Linked DNA regions of Homo sapiens: region 2 is linked to region 1. A link is an interaction called in ENCODE POLR2A ChIA-PET data of the cell type or tissue named here. Cell type or tissue: MCF 10A. All regions are shown on one strand. Links, peaks and the distances in the headings refer to the core of each region. The heading gives the core; the rest is flanking DNA.

The links. Peaks named below come from ENCODE experiments on the same cell type or tissue, not always from the same donor. Only the 100,000 strongest peaks of a DNase experiment are listed, where the experiment ranks them.
Region 2: POLR2A ChIA-PET joins it to region 1 with 8 read pairs; 6 of 35 experiments call an interaction of 5 or more read pairs at or near these places.

What each region holds. Positions count from the first base shown.
Region 1 is chr7:77,581,084-77,592,707 of GRCh38, forward strand. PTPN12 (protein tyrosine phosphatase non-receptor type 12) reads left to right here. Exons shown (of 18, transcript NM_002835.4): 3 at 344-420; 4 at 2,472-2,567; 5 at 4,460-4,498; 6 at 11,102-11,173. Among named protein-coding and RNA genes, the nearest start is that of PTPN12, 50 kb to the left of the region's middle. In MCF 10A, for the core only: no CTCF peak of the experiment used is centred there; no DNase peak of the experiment used is centred there.
Region 2 is chr7:77,475,674-77,487,297 of GRCh38, forward strand. No RefSeq gene overlaps it. Among named protein-coding and RNA genes, the nearest start is that of PTPN12, 56 kb to the right of the region's middle. RefSeq lists a silencer at 3,665-3,865. In MCF 10A, for the core only: no CTCF peak of the experiment used is centred there; a DNase peak (open chromatin) is centred at 6,488.

The DNA.
Region 1 (11,624 bases), core at 1,883-9,882:
TGTTTTAAGACAGAATCTTCACTCTGTCGCCCAGGCTAGAGTGCAGTGGCGCAATCTTGGCTCACTGCAACCTCTGCCTCCCAGCCAGTTTCAAGTGGTTCTCCTGCCACAGCCTCCCGAGTAGCTGGGATTACAGGTGCCTGCCAGGTGGTGGTTGTCTGAAAATTTATTTCATTTCCTTTCAGTTTAATGTTAGAAATTACCCTGCTGGTACCTAGAGTCCATTTTCATCCATTGTTTTTTAAAATAAATGTTCTTAAGCTGTCTATTTAACCTTACTTACGCTTCATTAGAAAATACCTGTGTGTCAACCATACATATTTTATGAATTTTTTTCTCGTAGTTGATCACAGCCGAGTTAAATTGACATTAAAGACTCCTTCACAAGATTCAGACTATATCAATGCAAATTTTATAAAGGTATGTACTAACTTTAAATGGTGTTTCTCTGCCATATTAATGTCTTTCTACATACTAGTTTTGTAAAAACTTTTTGAATTGCTCAAACATGATACCAACAGCAAAAGAAATAAAAATAAAGCCACTGCCCTGGCACAATGTTTTTATATGCTTTCCTTCTAGCCTTCTTATTCATATAGATAAATAGTTTCTACTTAGTTTTGTGATAGCAGAGATAACATTTTCTTTTTTATTTCTTCTTTCCCATGGAAGTCTTACCTATTACTAAATTATTTTCTCAGTTATCCCTTTGGACACAAATGAACATCATCAATCCCCGTTGTTGACCCATATAGGTTGTTTCCAAATTTTTAAAATGATAATATTGCAGTAAACATCTTTGTTGTTTTGAATAATTTCTTAGGATAAATTACTAGGGGTGGGATTACTGGATAATACTGATTTAAAATTCTAGAACATAGCTTTAAATGTAAAACTTTTGGCAGTTGTCACTGTTTCAGGTGGCAACCCAAAATCCAAGATTAAATAGTCTCTTTTATAACCTTTGTTTGGATACCCTTTGATGAAAAGCAGTCAAGTTCTTTTTTTTTTTTTTTTTTTTTTTTTTTTGAGACGGAGTCTCGCTCTGTCTCCCAGTCTGGAGTGCAGTGGCGCTATCTCGGCTCACTGCAAGCTCTGCTTCCCGGGTTCACGCCATTCTCCTGCCTTGGTCTCGATCTCCTGACCTGTGATCCACCCGCCTCTGCCTCCCAAAGTGCTAGGATTATAGGCGTGAGCCACTGCGCCCAGCGTCAAGTTCTTTATGGTAGCAGTAGAGATAGATGCAAAGTGCTACTTGATTCAGTTTAAATAAAAGGCTTTTTTTCCATCAGCTAATCTGTGATTTTTAATCTTTCAAGTGATATGATAGTATAATTTTCATTTATTTTATATATGGTGTTTATACATATTTTCATGTTTTTGTTGATAAAAATGTTAACTGATAAAAGTTTATGCCAGGCCGGGCACGGTGGCTCATGTCCGTAATCCCAGCACTTTGGGAGACCTAGGCGGGTGGATCACCTGAGATCAGGAGTTCGAGACCAGCCTGGCCAACATGGGGAAACCCAGTCTCTACTAAAAATACAAAAATTAGCCGGTCATGGTGGTGCATGCCTGTAATACCAGCTTCTCGGGAGACTGAGGCAGGAGAATCGCCTGAACCCAGGAGGTGGAAGTTGCAGTAAGCCGAGATCGTGCCAATGCACTCCAGTCTGGGTGACAGAGCAAGACTCCGTCTCAAAAAAAAAAAAAAAAGTTTATGTGGTAAAATTATTATCTATGTCAATATTCAGCAGTCATGGTTTTAAATAAAAATTTCTTTTTTTAACAAAGTTAAAAACCAAAATGAATACATTAAATAAAAACTAATAAATTGATAGTTTGCTATTTCAGATGTTGTCAATGTTCATATTCTTTTTTTAAGGCTGTTTGTTAAAAGTTATAGTTTTTACTTATGCTTAATGACACTGATTCATTGTATGAGTCAGTTATGTACCAGTTTAGTATTTTAGTCAGTGACATTGTTTGGTTTATATTCTCATGTTCATTATTAAAAACCTGTATAGTAGATGCTTGATAAACTTTTGAGTTGAATAGATAATGGAAGGTAGCTATGGAAGAAACTAAGAAAGAGCTCTTCACTAGTTTTAGTATTGTTTTAGAATCAGAGCATGCTCTGTATTTCTGCCAGTTAGCTTTGTTGAGTAGGTATTAGGGCTTTTGTTATTAATGCCTAGATAAGTAATAATTTTTAATTAGCATAAGGCGGTTCTTAAATACCTATTCTGTGCACCATATCCAGTAAACACAAAGTAATAGCAGTCATCAAAAGCTTAAGTGAATTGAATATATTTTGCCATGCTTTAATATACTATGAAAGACACATTATTTGGAAATGGTTTAAGTTAAAACAACAATATTACTAATACAATTTGAAACCTTATATTTTGGGTAATGAAATATTTTTGGTAATCAAAATAAATGTGAAATTTGCTTTTAACCATTTTTAGGGCGTCTATGGGCCAAAAGCATATGTAGCAACTCAAGGACCTTTAGCAAATACAGTAATAGATTTTTGGAGGATGATATGGGAGTATAATGTTGTGGTAAGTAATTTACTTTTCACAATAAATTTTGAGAAATACTTATGTAATAACATAGGCTATTTTACTGAATAAGGAATGAGGGGATTTTTAAAAAATCCATAATTATGTTTACTTATTGCTGATGTTTACTAAAAAGATGGACCCATTTTTAGGATGTCTCATTAAATTTTTACAAACTAGGCTAAATATTTTAAGAAGGTGTGATAATAATTTAAATCTTGTCCTAAGTCAGTAAGTAATGATACAGCTATCAAACAACTTATAAAAAGCAGAAAAGGATTAGTGCTCTAATAGGTCAGTAAAATACTTGATAGTACAGTTATACTCATTTGAGTCCCTCTTCTCAGGAAAATATATATAAACACATAACTATAAATAGACTATAAATATGCAGTATAAGAGAATTTCATCTATCCCTGGAGTTCATTCAGTGCCCTCTTGTTCTTTTGGATGAAGGGAAATAATATGCCCTTAGATTTAGAAGCAGAGAAATTAGAATACTGCGAAGAGCTACCCTATACTGCTCTGTAGTATTCTTGAAACCTAACCATGTGCATTGATACTTTTCATTGTGTGGATGTGGAAAATCAGTAATGTGAAACTTTCATTTTTGTCTTACGGCTTTTTAATGGAATTGTAATGATTCTAAAGCATTGACATGCTCTGGTCTTTGAAAGATTAATAAAAGGGGGGAAATTTTCCAGTTATTTATATTTGCTGTACTTCACTTTAAAAACTAGATGTGCTTGGGGATTGAGAAAGAGCATGAAGAAACTTTCTGGATGATGGGAACATCCTGTATCTTGATAAGATTTGTGTTGCACAGATGTGTGTATTTGTCCAAACTCGGAGAATGTTCACTTTAGGATTTGTGCATTTCATTATATGTAAAATTTGCCTCAAGGGAAAAATACTGGAAACAATATAAAAATTATGTTCTAGATTGGCCGCGTGGGGTGGCTCATGCCTGTAATCCCAGCACTTTGGGAGGCCGAGGTGGGCAGATCACGAGGTCAGGAGATCGAGACCATCCTGGCTAACACGGTGAAACCCTGTCTCTACTAAAAATACAAAAAATTAGCTGGACGTGGTGGCGGGCGCCTGTAGTCCCAGCTACTCAGCAGGCTAAGGCAGGAGAATGGCGTGAACCCGGGAGGCAGCGCTTGCAGTGAGCTGAGATAGCGCCACTGCACTCCAGCCTGGGCGACAGAGCGAGACTCCGTCTCAAAAAAAAAAAAAAAAATTTATTGTGTTCTAGATAATAATATGCATGCTGAAGTATTTTGGGGAGAGTGTACTGATGTTCACAACTTACTTTGAAATGCATTTTTAAAATAAGATGGATTGATAGAGGGATAGCTATGTGATAAAACATGGTGAAATGTTAATGATAGAATATAGGTGATGGCTATACAATGTTTACTGTAAAATTCTCAACTATGCTGTGTGTTGGAAAGTTTACATTATAAAATGGGAAAAAGCAGGTGTGATCAACTTTTAAAATGGTGTTAAACGCATTCAATATTTAAATAATTATAAATATATTTTTAATTAATAGTGCTATTTATAATTAGGTAAATATCCTAAAAGTGATATTTTAATATAATTTCAGAAGTCACAAAGTAAATCTGTAAGATTTACATGATTTAATTCAAACCAAAAACATCATGTTAATTGGAACCAATTTAATTTGTTGCTGTATAGTTAGCCCTTGTTTGGAAAGTCTAATTTTGATAATTTCTTTAACTTACACATTTAATATTGAAACTACTTTTTTAGGCAAGCCAATTATACTTCTCGGTGCAAAATTCTTGAAATCTGTATTTTATTAAAAAGTAAAATTGTGTTTAACTGATACGTTCTTTATCTCACTCCCCACCATCACTTTTTAGATCATTGTAATGGCCTGCCGAGAATTTGAGATGGGAAGGGTATGTATAATCTATTCCTCTTACTATTTCATTTTTACGGATAAATATTCTTAGTCTTTTATTATTATAGTCTTAACATAAGCGGTTAATGTAGATACTTCTTTTATTTTGGGGTACTGCTGTTGCTTTTATTTCATACAAGGGACAAAATAATCTCTCAAGCATGTTGTTTTCTTTTATATTTTGTAAGTATGTTTTATCACACACAGGCATACCTCAGAGATATTATAGGTTCAGTTCCAGACCACCACAATAGCGCAATTCAAACAAATTTTTTGTTTTCTTAGTGCATATAAAAGTCATATTTATACTGTATTATAGTCTGTTAAATGTTCAGTAGCATTATACCTATAAAACACTTCATGCCTTATTTTATTTTTTTATTTTTTCTAGACAGAGTCTCGCTCTGTTGCCCAGGCTGGAGTGCAGTGGTACAATCTTGGCTCACTGCAACCTCCGCCTCCCAGGTTCAAGCGACTCTCCTGCCTTAGCCTTCTGAGTAGCTGGGATTATAGGCATGTGCCACCACAACTGGCTAATTTTTGTAGTTTTAGTAAAGATGGGGTTTCACCATGTTGGCCAGGCTGGTTTCGAACTCCTGACCTCAGGTGTTCTGCCCACCTCGGCCTCCCAAAGTGCTAGGATTATAGACGTGAGCCACTGCGCCTGGCCTTCCATGCCTTAATTTAAAAATAATTTATTGCTAAAAAATGTTAATGATCATCTGAGCCTTCAGCTAGTTGTAATCTTTATGCTGGTAAAGGGTTTTGTTGACGTTGATGGCTGCCGACTGATCAAGTTGGTATTTGCTAAAGGTTGGGGTAGCTGTGGCAATTTTTGATAAAATACAAGACAGGACCAGGAACGGTAGTTCACATTTGAATCCCAGCACTTTGGGAGGTGGAGGTGGGAGGATCACTTGAGCCCAGAAGGTTGAGGCTGCGGTGAGCTATGATTATGCTACTGTACTCCAGCCTGGGCAGAGGGAGACTCCACCTATAAAAACATAAAATAAGAAACAGTGAAGTTTGCCACATTGATTGTCTCTTCCTTTCATGAAAGATTGCTCTGTAGCATGCCATGCTGTTTGATAGCAACAGCAGTTGCTGTTCTACCCACAGTAGAACTACTTGGCAAATTGGAGTCAGTCCTTTCAAACCCTTCCACTGCTTTATCAACTAAGTTGATTTAATGTCCTAAATCCTTTGTTGTCATTTCAAGTGCTCACAGCATCTTCACCAAAAGTATATTCCATCTCAAGAAAGTAGATTCCATCTCAAGAAACCACTTTATTTTCTTATCCGTAAGAAGCAACTCCTCATCCATTCCAGGTTTTATCATGAGATTGTGGCAATTCATTTCCATCTTCAAGCTCCACTTCTGATTCTCTTTGTTGTTTCCACCACATTTGCAGTTACTTCCTCTACTGAAGTCTTGAACCTCTCAAAGTTATCACGAGGGTTGGAATTAACTTTTTCCAAACTCGTGTTAATCTTGATATTTCGACCTCCTCCCACGAATCATGAATGTAATTAATTGCATCTAGAATGCTGAATCCTTTCCAGAAGGTTTTCAGTTCACTTTCCCTAGACCCATCAGAGTAATCATGATTTATGGCAGCTTTAGCTTTACAAAATATGTTTCTTAAATAATAAGACTTGAAACTCAAAATTACTCCTTGATCCATGGGCTGCAGAATGGATGTTGTATTAGCAGGCATGAAAACATATTAATCTCCTTGTACATGTCCATCAGAGCTTTTGGGTGACCAGGTGCGTTGTAAACGGAAATATTTTGAAAGGAATTTTTTTTTCCAACCAGTAGTCCCCAGTAGTGAGCTTAAAATATTCATTAAACCATGCAATAGGGATGGGCTGGGGGTGGGGTTGAAAAAACAAAAACATGCTGTAAACAGATGTGCTGACATCCAGGCCTTACTCCATTTATAGAGGACAGACAGAGTACATTTGGCATGATTTTTAGAGCCCTTAGGATTTTCAGAATGGTAAATGAGCATTGGCTTCAACTTAATGTCACCAGCTGCATTAACCCCTAACAAGAGAGTCAGCATGTCCTTTGAAGCTTTGAAGCTAGACGTTGACTTCTTTTCTCTAGTTCTGAAAATCCTAGATGGCATCTTCTTCCAATATAAGGATGTTTCATCCATACTGAAAATATGTCATTTAGTATAGCTTGTTTCATCAGTGCTCTTAGCTTAGATCTTTGGATAACTTGCTGCAGCCTCTAAATCAGAATTTGGTGCTTCATCTCGCACTTTTATGTTATGGGGACAGCTTCTTTCCTTAAACTTCGTGAACCAGCCTTTGCTAGCTTCTAACTTTCCTTCTGCAGCTTCCTCACACTTTATAGAAATGAAGGGAGTTAGTGCCTTGCTCTGGATTAGGCTTTGGCTTGTAGAAATGTTGCAGCTGGTTTGATCTTCTATCTAGACCACTAAAACTTTCTCCATGTAAGCAATAAGGCTGTTTGACCTACTTAATTTTTGTGTGTTTCCTGGAGTAGCTCTTTTAATGTCCTCCAAAAACTTTTCCTTTTTGTTCTAAACTTGGCTGATTAGTACAAGAGGCCTACCTTTCTGCCTATCTCAGTTTTCAACATGCCTTCTTTACTAAGCTTAATCATTTTTAGCTTTTTTATTTAAAGTGAAAAGTTTGTGACCCTTTTCACTTGAATACTTTGAGGCCATTGTAGGGTTATTAGTTAGTCTAATTTCAATATTGTGTCTCAGGAAATAGGAAAGCCCAAGGAGAGGAAGAGAGACTGTACAAAAACTTGTCAATGGAACAGTGAGAATGCTCACAACATCTGTTGATTAAGTTTGCCATTTTATATGGGAGCAGTTTGTAGCACCCCAAAACAGAGTAGTAACTTCAAACATCACTGATCAGATTACAATAACAGATATCATCATAATGAAAAAGTTTGGAATACTGCAAGAGTTTCCAAAATGTGACACAGACCTGAAGTGAGCATATGCTGTTGAAAAAATGATACCGATATACTTGCTTGGTGCAGGGTTGCCACAAAACTTCAATTTGTAAAATATGCAGTGTCTGAGAAACACAGTAAAATGAGGTATGCCTGTACTTAACAATAATTAATTAGGTATTGTTACTTAGTAAACTTCAAATATTCAGTGGTGTTGTAACTAGAATGCTATCTATGGACTGAAATAGAGAGGTATTTTTAAATAGGAATAAAATTGAACAAGTGGAAATACATTTTAAAAATCTGGTTATCATTAATATATGGTTTGAATTTTTGTTTGTTTGTTTGTTTTGAGACTGTGAGACAGAATCCTGCTGTGTCAGTCAGGCTGGAGTGCAGTGGCGCGATCTCGGCTCACTGCAACCTCCATCTCCCGGGTTCAGGTATATTTCCTGTCTCAGCCTCCCGAGTAGCTGGGACTACAGGCGCCTACCACCATGGCTCAGCTCATTTTTGTATTTTTAGTAGAGATGGGGTTTCACTGTGTTGGCCAGGCTGGTCTCGAACTCCTGACCTCAGGTGATCCGACCGCCTTTGTCTCCCAAAGTGCTGGGATTACAGGCATATAATCCCATGTAATCCACCGCACCAGGCCTGAATATCTTGATTAGTCTGTTTGTTAATACCACAGTATGTTTTGTTTGTTTCCTATCTTCAAAACTGAGAGAAGATAATTTCTTACCCTGATTTTCTAACATTGGTATTTTTATGCTATGTCGAAGTAAAATTTATTTCAAAGCTATTCTGGTATCCTACAGCATCATATTCTGTCCTCACTGTAGGAGGTAATGATATATTTACAGATAATTCATATTTAAATAAAACTTATAAAGTGTGGTCTTCTATAAATATGGCATACAAATCAAACTTACAAATTACATAGTGATTTTATTTGAAGTTTTTTAATACTAATGTAGTTAATATATTTAAAATTATCTTTAGTTTGTAAATATGTTAATTTTTTCAGTAAGCAATATATTGCAAAAGATACATCTTTCAGTTATATTACATAAATAATTGGGAAGCCTTAATTTATTCCATTACTCCCAACTATTTCCTATGTCAGTATTAAGTAATGTTGGACAGAAAGTGAATAAAATGAGAAAATATAAAAACTGAGAAATTATTAAGTAATCAAGTTATCTATTTAAGGGTTGTCAATATATACATTAATATTATTAATCAATTGTCTAAGAGAATTTAAATGTCATTCTCCTAATGTTTTAAGTTACTGTTAAGGTTTAGGATGTATTTCTCTTTTCATTATATTAGTAAGCTCATAGTATGTATCAAGTTATTGATGAAAAATCAAGTAGCATTGAGTACATAATTTTTTGAAGCGAAAGGTTTTTGTGATTCACTGTGTCTTATTAGTAATAGATTATGAGCAAGTTAGGAACTATGAAATTATCTGATAACCTTGACTTTGATCTTGACTTTGAATGTGACCTGGTGGAAAAAGCATAGATAATTAAATCAGACAAACCTACCTTTTACAAGCATTTTGACCATGGTGCAGTACAGTTCACTCTGAGCTTCAGTTTCCTCACATTTGAAAGGAAATAATACCCACCTTGCAGTGTTAGAGATTATGTATGTATGATATTTAACACATAGTTTTTGATATCATTATTAGTTTTATACCAGGAATATAAGTACCAATATAATCTTATTACTGCTCATCTGAATGAGGGGCATTGTTAGTCACACCGCTTTCTATTCTTAACTAAATTAATCTCTTACAACTTGTTTTCTATCTGTTTCAAAGTATTAAAGTTTTGTCAGGTAAAAGATTAAAAAAATGTTTTTTAAACTCTCAAAAATAATTTAAGGTCCAAGTGTAAGTATAGTGGCTCACACCTGTAATCCCAGCTACTTGGGAGGCTAGGGTGGGAGAATTGCTTGAGCCCAGGAGTTTGAGACCAGCTTTGGCAACATGGCAAGACCCCATCTCTATTTTTTTTAAATCTTTTTTTTTTTTTTGTGGGGAGAGACAGTCTCGCTCTGTCGCCCAGGCTTGAGTGCAGTGGCACAATCTCAGCTCTTTGCAACCTGCATCTCCCAGGTTCAAACGATTCTCATGTCTCAGCCTCCTGAGTAGCTGGGATTAAAGGCATGTGCCACCATGCCTGGCTAATTTTTTTGTATTTTTGAGTAGAGACAAGGTTTTGCCATGTTGGCCAGTCTGGTCTTGAACTCCTTGCCTTAAGTCATCCACCCACGTTGGCCTTCCAAAGTGCTGGGATTATAGGCATGAGCCACCACGCCCGGCCTCCATCTATTAAAAAAAAAAAAAATTAGCCGGTTGTGGTGGCACACGCCTGTGGTCCCAGCTACTCAGGAGGCTGAGGTGGGAAGATCACTTGAGCCCAGAAGGTAGAGGCTGCAGTGAGCCGTGATTGCACCACTGCACACTCCAGCCTGGGTGACAAAGTGAGACCCTATCTAAAAAAAGAGAGAATTTAATTTAATCATTTTCTGTAAACATCTCTTGGAAAATGAGATTTGGAAGTTACCTGTGTTTTTAAGCCTCTAAAATGTTAGCTAACCCAACATACCAGACAGTTCTACTTTGTTTCTCTGTGAGCATTACTGTCAACTTATAGTTCATTCAGCCTATAGGTAATAACTCCATTTACTGTATTTGGAACTGTGAAGATTTAATTAGGAATTCATTAACCAATGCATTTCCCACTGCTTAAAAGGTTTATTTAAGCTAGATGGTCACTTAGAGACTTTGATTTTATTGGGCCTTGATACAAATTGCATCATTTCTTAATACCTGAATCATTCTATTTTCCATAAAGTTAGGCTTTTCATTCACTTAACTGATTTTCTAAAATGATGAGGTGCTTGATATTAGAAACTGATGAAAATTTATCATTCTTTTTCTATACCTGTTTAAAATAGGAAGGTAAGAGGAGAAATTATTTGACTACACTTTCTGTAATCTCTAATAAAATTGAATAGTTAATACATCATGTTTGTGTAGGGCTTTTACCATCTGTGGTACATTTGAAATACACTGTTATTTAACAAACATGCAACAACTCTGTAAGATAAGGATTATTATTCCTATTTTTACAGATAAAGAAACTAAAGGTCAATAAAGGAGTAGAATTAGTACTTGCAAAATTCTTCTGATTCCAAGTAGAATATTCTTTCCACTTCATCACATATTTTACATTTAATGAGAATTCAGCCAGATATTTGTAGAGATTGTCATGTTACAAGCAATACAACTTACCTAGCAACCTTTATACCAAATACCTCCTTGTACCAGACACTTTTTTAAAATTAGTTTTTCTTGTCTAGAGGAGGATCTTTGGTCTACTCTGTAGACCTGGCAGATAGCAATGAACAGTTATGCACTTAAGTCAGTAAGGTTCTTATGACTATTCTTGGAGAAGACACAGTAGCCTATTTTTTAAAACAACTGGGTAAATCTAAGCTCTCTCAGCTCCATGCCTGCTAATGTGGGTTTTTCTGTTTTGGGGAAGTAGAAGTAAGCAGAACCTCAGGACACAAAATATTTATAACAGTTTAAGAAAAACTTACATGAATTACTTACTAATTTTTTTTTTTGGATGACAGAAAAAATGTGAGCGCTATTGGCCTTTGTATGGAGAAGACCCCATAACGTTTGCACCATTTAAAATTTCTTGTGTAAGTATCCATTTTTGTAAACACTTTTTTCAGAAAATTGGCATGCTATACTGATGAATAATTAAATTATAATGTGGTATGAACCCAGGCTTATAGACGCCAAGGACTCACAAACCTATGCTTACATTTAAAAAAATTTTGTTTATATACTGCTTTTAAATTTGGAAGCTTTTGGGTTGACTTCATAAATGCATATTTTCCTTGTATCTTACTATATTGATTGTGTGTTAGTCTTTGTATATCAATTGATAGTAGGTGTTTACATGTAAATGAAGTAACTGTGCTTTTAATATTTGGAAATCGTGTATTCATTTCAAATTGATTAAATGGGAAAGACTTGGTAACTGGAGTACAGTGTATCATATTAACCCTTCATATCTAATTGTGCTCTCAAAAATTGTTATAATTATATATAAAGATAAGTTTAAGACCTACCATACTGGAAGTAAAG
Region 2 (11,624 bases), core at 1,792-9,791, 110 kb before region 1:
ATGTTAAAATAGTTGCAAAGGATGTAACTTCCAATGTTCTGTAAATATTGTCATTTTAAAATAAAAATATTATAGCACTTTAAAAATATATCTAATATAATCTAAATACCACATCATCCCTTTTTAAAAAATACATGAACAAGCTGTTCTTTAATAATCAGAAATTTTGTATTTTTCCTTTTCCTCCTTGAACTCATATTTCTATTCTGCTTCCACCAAAAAATTGTATCCTAGTATGATATTTTTATTCCTAAAAGTCTTTTTATCAATTATCTTAATTATCACAATAAAAGTATATATGTTGAAATTATTTCCTGTGACCATGAAGCTATGTTTAAGAATTATCCTGGATTGAGATATCATCTCAATTATTATTATAATATTATTGACAAAAACAACATGAATATATTACAACTGTTGATAAGTAATTATTAAACAGAAAAAGTAAATTTTTATTTAAATCTATCTCTTAACTAGCTGGGTGGAGCCTGGCTGGTTTTGCTAAAATTAAGTCAGGTATCTTAGATAAAAATTACTTACTATATTGAGACATGGTTCAATCTGTTTCATTCCCCCCACCTTTTTCTGTTTTATTATTAATGTAAATGCTGGGAAAATTTGTTTGCATAAATAAGTAGGTAGGAATAGAAACAGTGCTCTCAATTCTTTGCACTCTGTCAGAATCATGTCAAAAATCTTGGGGCAATCTGGTATCAAAAATTATTTTTTAATTATCTATCAGGTGATGACTCAATTGCAGACGTTCCTACAAAGATCTATAAATCGCTTATTAATAGCAAACTAGGAAACCATCTAATTGCAAAAGAATTTGTTATGCATTTATTAATGTGACAGCAAACATGGATGGAATTGGAAGCAATTATCCTAAGTGAAATAACTCAGAAATTTAAATACTCATGTTCTCAGTTATAAGTGTGAGCTAAACACTGGGTACACATGGACATATGGAGTGGAATAATAGACATTGGAGACTATAAAAGGTGGGAGGGTGGGAGGAGGATAAAGGTTATTACCTACTGGTAATAACCAATAGGGTAAATGAGGTATCCATCACTTTAAGCCTTATTCTTTCTTTGTGTTACAATCATTCCTATTACACTCTTTTAGTTATTTTTAAAAGTACATTAAATTATTGTTGACTCTGGTCACCCTGTTGTACTATCAAGTAGCAGATATTATTCATTCTAACTATATTTTTGTAGCCATTAACCATCTCCATTTCCCCAACCTCTGTGGCCCCCCCTACCCTTCTCAGCCTCTGGTAACCATCATTCTGCTCTCTATCTCCATGAGTTCAATTATTTTAATTTTAAGCTCCCACAATTGAATGAGACCATGCGAAGTTTGTCTTTCTGTGCCTGGCTTATTTCACTTAACATAATGACCTCCAGTTCCATCCGTGTTGTTGCAAATGTCAGGATCTCAAGGAATCTACATTTTTAACAAGCACTCCAACTGATTCAGATGCAGATGGTCCTTAGGTTCTACTTCAGGAAACATTCACCTAAAGGGGGAGTATACTGGAAAATGTAAAAGTTGAAATTTGCAGAGGTGGTTTATAAAACGAAAAAATTAACAACTAGAGTGTGTTAATTAAGCTGGATTTCGGGCAAGGAGAACCACTACAAAGTGCGTATGTATGAATTCAGTGTCAATTTAAACAGAAGCACAACTTTGCCTATGGTAGTTATTCATCTCCAAGGGATCTCTGAGGTCCAAAGGTGAGCTCACCCTATGCCCTTGAGTCTGTGTGCTCTCCTGGGGACAAAGAGGACCTGCCAAGTCGCCTTACCATTCTTGTAACAAAACATTTTATATACTAAAGAAGGGCTAAAGACATCACACTATATAAGCTACTTTACAGGCTAAACAATTTGAATTAAGGAGGAACCTGATTTTAGCAAGCTCTTTACTGTCCAAGAATGCCTGGAGTTCTTTAAAAAAAAAATTTTTTAACAGGTGGTGTTGGGGTGCTATAAAGAAGATAAATCAACATAAAGTGACACATTGTAACAGAGAGAAAAACATCTCTACATTTACATTTGTTAGTATTTATTGGTTTGGTTTTTTTGGGGGGGCAGGTGGATGGAGTCTCGCTCTGTCACCCAGGCTGGAATGCAGTGGCATGATCTCAGCTCACTGCAACCTCGGCCTCCCGGGTTCAAGCAATTCTCCTGCCTCAGCCTCCAGAGTAGCTGGGATTACAGGCATGCACCAGCATGCCCAGCTAAATTTTGTATTTTAGTAAAGACGGAGTTTCACCAGGTTGGACAGGCTGGTCTCGAACTCCTGACCCCAGGTGATCCACCTGCCTCAGCCTCCCAAAGTGCTGGGATTACAGGTGTGAGCCACTGCGCCCAGCCACGTTTGATAGTATTTATTCACTAGTGTTCGTAGTATAGTTGTGCTATAAAATAAAAAACAGTAACAGGCTGAAATAAGAAGTGACAAACGCTTAGGGGTAAAAGATTTCTGGCAAACATGAACTTATTAGATTTGTAGTATATGTTTGTCTACTTACCTTTAGAATTACTAAAATATTATTTATCTACATATAAATATATGTTAAAATTTTTTTACAGGAAAGGTATAAGGTCTTTATAAACATTCAAATTCTCCTAACCTATGGAGTGGATAATAAACTGATTATTGTGTTTTGTTTTGTTTTTTAGAGACGGGGTCTTGCTTTGTTGTCCAGGCTAGAGTGCAGTGGCATGATCGCAGTTCACTGCAGCCTCAATCTCCTGAGCTCAAGCAATCCTCTGGCCTCGGTCTCCTGAGTAGCAGGGACTACAGTCATGTGCCACCATGCCCAGCTAATTTGGGCGTCCCACTATGTTGCCCAAGCTGATCTCGAACTTCTGGGCTCAAGCGATTCTTCCACCTAGACCTCCCAAAGTGTTGGGATTACATGCGTGAGCCACTGCACCCAGCCTAGGTGATTTTTTTTTTTTTTTTTTTTTTTAAGACAGAGTCTTGCTCTGTTGCCCAGGATGGAGTGCAGTGGCGTGATCTCGGCTCACTGCAAGCTCCGCCTCCCGGGTTCACGGCATTCTCCTGCCTCAGCCTCCCGAGTAGCTGGGACTACAGGCGCCCGCCATCATGCCCGGCTAATTTTTTGTATTTTTAGTAGAGACGGGGTTTCACCGTGTTAGCCAGGATGGTCTTGATCTCCTGACCTCGTGATCCGCCAGCCTCCCAAAGCCTAGGTGATTTTTTTAAAACATTTTGTTTTTAAACATTTTGTTCTTAAACATTTCAAACATATGCAAAAATATGCTAGTACAATGAAACTACTCTAGCTTTAGATCCTTAATTTACTTCGGACACTGGGGATTTTTTCTTTCTTTTTTTTCCAAATTCAGCTGTGTATACATTTTTGTTTGTTATATTGTATCCAGCATTTCTAGCTATATGCTGGAAAGTCTATCTATATATGTCTAGTATTATTTCATCTGTACTCCCCGCATTGCCCTCTCCTCCCCTTACTGGATTATGTTAAAGCAAATCTCACATCATCATTTTTATCCTTATTATTTTAGTATATATCTCCAAAAAGTGACTTTCTAAAAAACATAACCACAACATCATTATCATACCTAAAACATTAACAATATGTGACTATTTTAAAATACACTGGAGCTTGCATATCCAAAGGAAGATTCTCTTCAAAGAATCATCTTAAAAGGCTATAATTTCCCAAAACATTTTTGGATACCTCTCAGGATTACTTTCAGGACTAGCAATATATTAAGTATCCCGAATGGTGACAAATCTTCACTCTTCAAGGGTAGACTGGACTTGAAAATAGCTGAAAAGTCTTTAGGAATAAACCCTAATGAGCGGTTGGAGTAATCAGACTGGTTTTGTTAGAGAGTAATATACACAGAGGCACAAGGTGTGTCCATTTCATGAAAGGAGTCTGATGCTTGTAAACTAGCTCAAATTACCTACTGGATGACCAGAGATGCAAGGCTAGAGAAAGAGGAGCTCTATTGCATCAGGAGCTGAGGCAGGAGAGGATCCTAAGAGGAGAATGTGAGAGGCAGCTGAGAGAACCAGCCAACTGGCAAGAGGGAGTTATGCTTAATCTTTGTACCCTAAATTCCAATGATTCCAGGCCACTTTCTGGATTTATCTTGCATTTCAGGTCTCCTTCCTTTTGCAAACAATGTTCCCTGTGATTGGAATGCCTACTCCGGCTGGGTGGACCCACTGGATGAATCTCTAGTCATCCTTTAAGATCTTGATCAAATATTATCACATTATTTGACTCTCTGGCGCAATAAGTTGTTCCATTTTCTGGCCCAGTTGTACTTTGTAAATGTCTCTTTTAACATCTCTGTGACTGTTTCATATTATTCAGATTTGTATATATTCCCCCAATAAGACTGGGAGTTTCATTTTTGTATCTTTGGCATATAGACAGTGACTGGCACATAGTGGGGCTTCAGTAATCATTTATTACATAGATATGATTAATAATCTGCATATCTTTATATGGGTTAGATCTTGAAATATCCTCATAATATAACAAAGCAGTTGTGGGCTCTAAACATTATAGAACAAAGCAAAGAAGAAAAACCTTATGCAAGAGCAGTATTTCAACAGAATCCCTAGAAGTTTCAGATCTTCACAGTGGAAAATTACAGCACAGAATTGCCCAAAGATATGTTGGCAATTTCATTCCCTCTCTTTCTTTTTTTTTTTTTTTTTTCCGAGATGGAGTCTAGCTCTGTTGCCCAGGCTGTAGTGTAGTGGCGTGATCTTGGCTCACTGCAACCTCCACCTCCCGGGTTCAAGCAATTCTCTGCCTCAGCCTCCCAAGTAGCTGGGATTACAGGCACCTGCCACCATGCCCAGATAATTTTTGTATTTTCAGTAGAGACGGGGTTTCACCATCTTGGCCAGGCTGATCTAGAACTCCTGACTTCGTGATCTGCCTGCCTCGGCCTCCCAAAGTGCTGGGATTACAAGCACAAGCCACCGCACCTGGCCCTTTCCCTCTCTTTTTAAAAATACATTTTCCAAATCCATTTTTTTGAGATTAGACTTATTCTATTTTTCTTTAAGGGATTAATGTTTGAAAAGTTAGTGAATTAAGGCCAGGCGCGATGGCTCACACCTGTAATCCCAGCACTTTGGGAAGCCGAGGCAGGCGGATCACGAGGTCAGGAGTTTGAGACCAGGCTCGACAACATAGCTTAACCCCGTCTCTACTAAAAACACAAAAATTAGCCAGGCATGGTGGTGGGCACCTGTAATCCCAACTACTTGGGAGGCTGAGACAGGAGAATCGCTTGAACCCGGGAGTTGCAGGTTGTAGTGAGCCAAGATCATGCCATTGCACTCCAGCCTGGGTGACAAAAGCAAAACTCCATCTCAAAAAAAAAAAAAAAAAAAGGAAAGTTATTGAATTAAGTACAAATTGAAATTGAGTTCAAACTTAGTTGATTTACATTTTTCTCAAAATAGATTTAGAAGGCAGAACACAAAGCATAAAAATAAATCATCTGGCCGAGCGTGGTGGCTCACGCCTGTAATCCCAGCGCTTTGGGAGGCTGAGGCGGGTGGATCACCTGAGGTCAGGAGTTCAAGACCAGCCTGGTCAACATGGTGAAACCCCGTCTCTACTAAAAATACAGAAAGTAGCCAAGCATGGTAGCGGGCATCTGTAATCCCAGCTGCTTGGGAGGCTGAGACAGGAGAATCTCTTGAACCGCAGAGGCGGAGGTTGCAGTGAGCCGAGATTGCACCACTGCACTCCAGCCTGGGCAACAAAGAGCAAAACTCTAACTCAAAAAAATAAATAAATAAATCATCTACTTCAGAGGAAATAGATGACTATCAGTCATTGTGTTAAAACTATAGAAATTTGATAGAGTTCAAAATAACATTTAATATGCTGTCTTGTCAGGACCATTCATATACTCCTCTTTCACTCCCACCTTCTGCCCTAGATCAAGAACAACCCCATTCACTCCTAATCAAATGACCAACCTGGCCTTTGGCCTTAATAGGAAGTAAAAGTGTCTCTTCCGGCATTGTATCAGTGGTATGTGCCGCACCTACCACACCTGCAGCATAGTCTTAGGATGAGGAAGAAGTTTGTGGGTAGCCCAGGTGGGTAGAAAGGAGATAGAGAGAGCCACATGTAAAGAACAGTTGCATCTGATGTCACCTGTTCCTGGCTGAACCTGAATTTTATCAAGACCATAAAGTCCTCTGAGCCCTAGCTGGTTCACAACATATTTTCAATCTAGGTTTTTTTTTTTTTTTTTTATCACTAAGTCCACAGAAATTTTTACAATCCTTGTCAGGTGGTAAATATTCTATTAAACCGTGTTTGTATGGAAATAACCTGATTTGGATATAGAAGAAACAGAATTGAATTAGTTGAGCAACAGGTTTGCTTGGTTCTCATGGTTACATTGCACAACCTGGGCAAGGCATCCCATGACATAAAAGATTGTTATAATTCAACCCGGAAATCCGGCCAGACCTCCCAGGTACTTACAAAAGCAGTTCAGCCTCCACAACATAGGAATGATTTATCTGATTTCATGACACATGGCCTCTTGGATCCTGTGACCATTTCTCAACTGGACAATATATTAAATAAATTAGCACTTGCTTTTTGATAGTTTCATAAAGAAAATTTATTGGTTTTTTAAAAATAAAAACAGAATCCAAAATCATAACTTAAAATGAATGCATGCACACAAAGTTGAAAACATAGAAATGATGCAACAAGTAACAGTACCATTTGTATGTTGTTTGAAAGAATAGCATATTTTAATTATTACATGTAAAAAATTTCACATTCCTAATAAAGAGGGTAAAAGTGAAACATTCAAGACCTCCTTTTATCCTTTTTTGTCTTTTTGAGACAGGGTCTCTTGCTCTGTTGCACAGGCTGGAGTGCAGTGGCATGATCACAGCTCACTGCAACCTCAACCTCCCAGGCTCCAGCAATCCTTCCACCTCAGCCTCCCAAGTAGCTGGAACTACATGCAGGTGCCATCACACCCAGCTAATTTTTTTATTTTTTTGAGACAGAGTTTCATTCTTGTCGCCCAGGCTGGAATGCAATGGCGTGGTCTCAGCTTACTGCAACTTCTGCCTCCTGAGTTCAAGCGATTCTCCTGCCTATGCCTCCCAAGTAGCTGGGATTACAGGCACCCACCACCACGCCCAGCTGATTTTTTTTTTTTTTTGTATTTTTAGTAAAGACGGGGTTTCACCATGTTGGCCAGGCTAGTCTCGAACTCCTGACCTCAGGTGATCTGCCTGCCTTGGCCTCCCAAAGTGCCGGAATTACAGGCGTGAGCCACCATGCCCTGCCAGTGAAACCCCTTCTCTACTAAAAATACAAAAATTAGCTGGGCGTGGTGGCTCGCGTCCGTAGTCCCAGCTACTCGGGAGGCTGAGGCAGGAGAACCGCTGGAACCAGAATCTCAGAGTGAGCCGAGATCATGCCACTGCACTCCAGCCTGGGAGACAGTGAAACTCCATCTCAAAAAAAAAAAAAAAAAAAAAGAAAAAAAGAAAAAGAAAAGAGTCAGGAAAGTAGCACATTTTAAAATGAGTCTAATAGTGTTACGTAGAAATAATATAAAATTTACCAATTATGAGGTTATCCTTCGTTGGTTCTCAGTATTGGTTAGGGCTTAGTTATAGCAATGTTTCTGCTTTGACTTTTCACATTTAAAAATGTACACATTTTACAGAAATATAAGAAAAATAAATGCTTGTAGATACGGTACAGATTAATTGGAGATTCCGGGAAAAGCAACCAAAATCTTCAAAGGACATATAATCAGACCTATAAGAACAAATTTTAAAAACTGAGTTTCTGCTCTACTCTGCATTTCAGAACTGTTAGCATGAACTGTGATAAAACAGAAAGCTTTTCAGATGAAGCTATGCAAATATTTATAGAATCAAAGATAATTTGGACTATAGTATCTAATAGTAATAATAGACATTATTGGCTTCATGAATATAATCTGCTAAACACTTTATTATTACTTTTTTTTTTTTTTTTGAGACGGAGTCTCGCTCTGTCGCCCAGTCTGTTAGCGCAGTGGCGCGATCTCGGCTCACGGCAAGCTCCGCCTCCCGGTTTCACGCCATTCTCCTGCCTCAGCCTCCCGAGTAGCTGGGACTACAGGCGCCCGCCACCACGCCCGGCTAATTTTTTTTTTAATTTTTAGTAGAGACGGGGTTTCACCGTGTTAGCCAGGATGGTCTCAATCTCCTGACCTCTTGATCCACCCATCTCAGCCTCCCAAAGTGCTGGGATTACAGGCGTGAGCCACTGCACCCAACCTTTTTTTTCTTTTTGACTGAGTGTCACTCTGTCGCCCAGGCTGGATGTAGTGGCGCAATCTTGGCTCACTGCAACCTCCACTTCCGCGGTTCAAGCTATTCTCCTACCTCAGCCTCCCGAGTAGCTCGGACTACAGGCGCATGCCACCACGTCTGGCTAATTTTTTGTATTTTTTTTAGTAGAGACGGGGTTTCACTGTGTTGGCCAGGATGGTTTCAAACTCCTGACCTCAGCTGATCCACCCGCCTTGGCCTCCCAAAGTGCTGGGATTACAGGCGTGAGCCATCGCTCCTGGCCCTGTGATTTCTTACAAAAGTGTTCTGTAGTTCTCCTTGTAGAGATCTTTCATCTCCTTGGTCGTATTCCCAGGTATTTTATTCTTTTGTGGATATTGTAAATGGGATTGTATTCTTGAGTTGGCTCTAATTTTTAACATAATTGTTGTGTAGAAATGCTACTGATTTTTGTACATTTAATCTTGTATCCTGAAACTTTACTAAAGCCATTTTCCAGTTCCAGGAGTCTTTTAGCAGAGTCTTTAGAGTTTTCTAGGTATAGAATCATATCGTCTGCAAAGAGAGATAGTTTGACTTTTTCTTTTCCTATCTGAATGTCTTTCTTTCTTTCTTTTGCCTGACTGCTCTGGCTAGTATTTCCAGTACTATGTTGAATAGGAGTGGTGAGAGTGGGGATTCTCGGTGAGAGTGGGTATCCTTGTCTTGTTCTCAAGGGGAATGCTTCCAGTTTTTGCCTGTTTAGCATGACGTTGGCTGTGGGTTTCTCAGAGATGGCTCATTACTTTAATGTATGTTCCTTTGATGCCTCTAGCCTGTTGAGGGTTTTTTAATCATGAAACGATGTTAGATTTTATCAAAAGCTTTTTCCAAGTCTAATGAGATGATTATACGGTTTTTGTTTTCAATTCTGTTTATGTGGTGAATCACATTTATTGATTTGCATATGTTGAGCTAACATTGCATCACAGGAATGAAGCCTCCTTGATCATGGTGAGTTAACTTTTTGATGTGCTATTGGATTTGGTTTGCTCGTATTTTGTTGAGGGTTTTTGCGTCTGTATTCATTAGGAATACTGGCCTGTCGTTGTCTTGTTTCCTTGCGTCTTTGCCAGGTTTGGTATCAGGGTGGTGCTGGCTTCATAGAATGTATTAGGAGGGAGTCCCTCCTCCTCAATTTTTTGGAATAGTTTCAGTAGAATTGATACCAGCCCTTCTTTGTACGTCTGGAGAATTCAGCTGTGAATCCATCTGGTCCTGGGCTTTTTTGATTGGTAGATTTTTTTATTACTGTTTCAATATTGGAATTCAATATTGGTCTGTTTGGGGTTTCAATTTCTTCCTGATTCAATCTTGGGAGTTTGTGCATTTCCAAGAATTTATCCATTTCTTCTAGGTTTTCTAGTTTACGTGTGTAGAGATGTGCACAGGAGTCTCTGAGGATCTTTTGTATTTCTTTGGAATCAGTTGTAATGGCACCTTTGTCGTTTCTGATTGTGCTTATTCTAAACTTATTTCTAAGCAGGGCTGAAAGGAGGCAATATTAGCCCCAACTACTAATATTATTCAGTAAAAAGCATTTTATTCCTTAATCAATAGGGGCTTACTCTAAAAAGTAAATACTTGGGGAGAAAAAAGTCTTTTTAAAATTATTCATAGTTAAATGGAAAATATTTAATTAGATAATCACTTTTCTCCACACTTAATAGCTAATAGTAGTTGTTTTGCTGGGGAATGTGAGGAAGAGGGCTACAATAAATTGGGAGTACTAAAATCTCCAGGAGTGGCCAGACTGAGCTGGGCATCAGAGGGGGATTACTGTCACTTAAAGGGCATGGTGGGCACATTACAATTTGTCCTGGTACTTCACATGGCAGTAGCCAATCCCTTGAGAGTTTGGTAAGGTTCCCTAGTAACTGAATTTTGTCTAGCTTGTCCCAGTGGCACAGCAAGCACAGCCAGGAGAAATGTGGTGGATTGTATATGGTAAACGCAAAGATGAACTTCCTGATTATAAGGATGAGAAACACTGGAACCAGCTCCTTAGAGAGAGGGAGTTTGTAGAATCTGTATCCTGGAAGAAGTGGCTCTCTCACAGGAAAAAGTTCTTTGATAGAAGGTAGCTTTGTGGAGTGTGTACACTTAACTGGACATGACTGAAGATAGTAGGGGAGGATGAGCTTTGCTTTGAATGAGAAGCAAAGGAGTTGCCCTTTTTTTTTTTTTTTTTTTTTTGAGACAGAGTTTTGCTCTTGTTGCCCAGGCTGGAGTGCAATGGTGCGACCTAGGCTCACCGCAACTTCCGCCTCCTGGGTTCAAGTGATTCTCCTGTCTCAGCCTCCTGAGTAGCTGGGATTACAGGCGCCCGCCACCATGCCCAGCTAATTTTGTATTTTTAGTAGAGACGGTTTCTCCATGTTGGTCAGGCTGGTCTCGAACTCCCGACCTCAGGTGATCTGCCCACCTCGGCCTCTCAAAGTGTTGGGATTACAGGCGTGAGCCACCGTGCCAGGCCAGGAGTTGTTAAAAATGAAATACCATGAGTAAAGTATTCATTTCTGTCCAAAGCAAAAAAAGACCCTATCACATTACAAATGATTTTTATTCTGCAAGAGATCTAGTAAACAGACCATCTAGAGAACCTTACAGTTCAGGCTTACAGATCTACTCATATTTCCTTTTAATGGGCAATTTCTTGTAATTGTTTTTGATAACAAAAGTACTTCCAACTGGAAACTGGTAAAGAACAGGCTAATTTGGGGGAACTGCATACTCCTAAAATACACCTTTATGATTTCTCTAAACTCCCATGTTGCCCTCAACAGTTTATAAGCATATGACAGGAAAATAGGGGAACTATGAGGAATGTGGGTGGGGAGCCCAGTATAGCACAAACACCTGGATCTTGTTCACTTCATTCACTGATCATTAGCCCACTGCCAGCAACATCCTTCTGTCCAGATATTATCACAGCATCCTCTTCTTTACTTACTAAAATGTGAATACCTACAACACACTCAACAAAGAATTCAATTGAACTAATACTTTCACATCTTATCCTCATTTGAAAGCACATTAATATTATTGTACTTCAGTTTCTACATATGTAAAATTGGTGTGCTGGAGGAGTTTGAACAAACTAGATGATCTATGAAGTCTCTTTCAATTCTAAGATTATAAGTTTCCTTTTTTTTATTATTTTTCAGACGGACTCTCACTCTGTCACCCAGGCTGGAGTGCAGTAGCACAATCTCGGC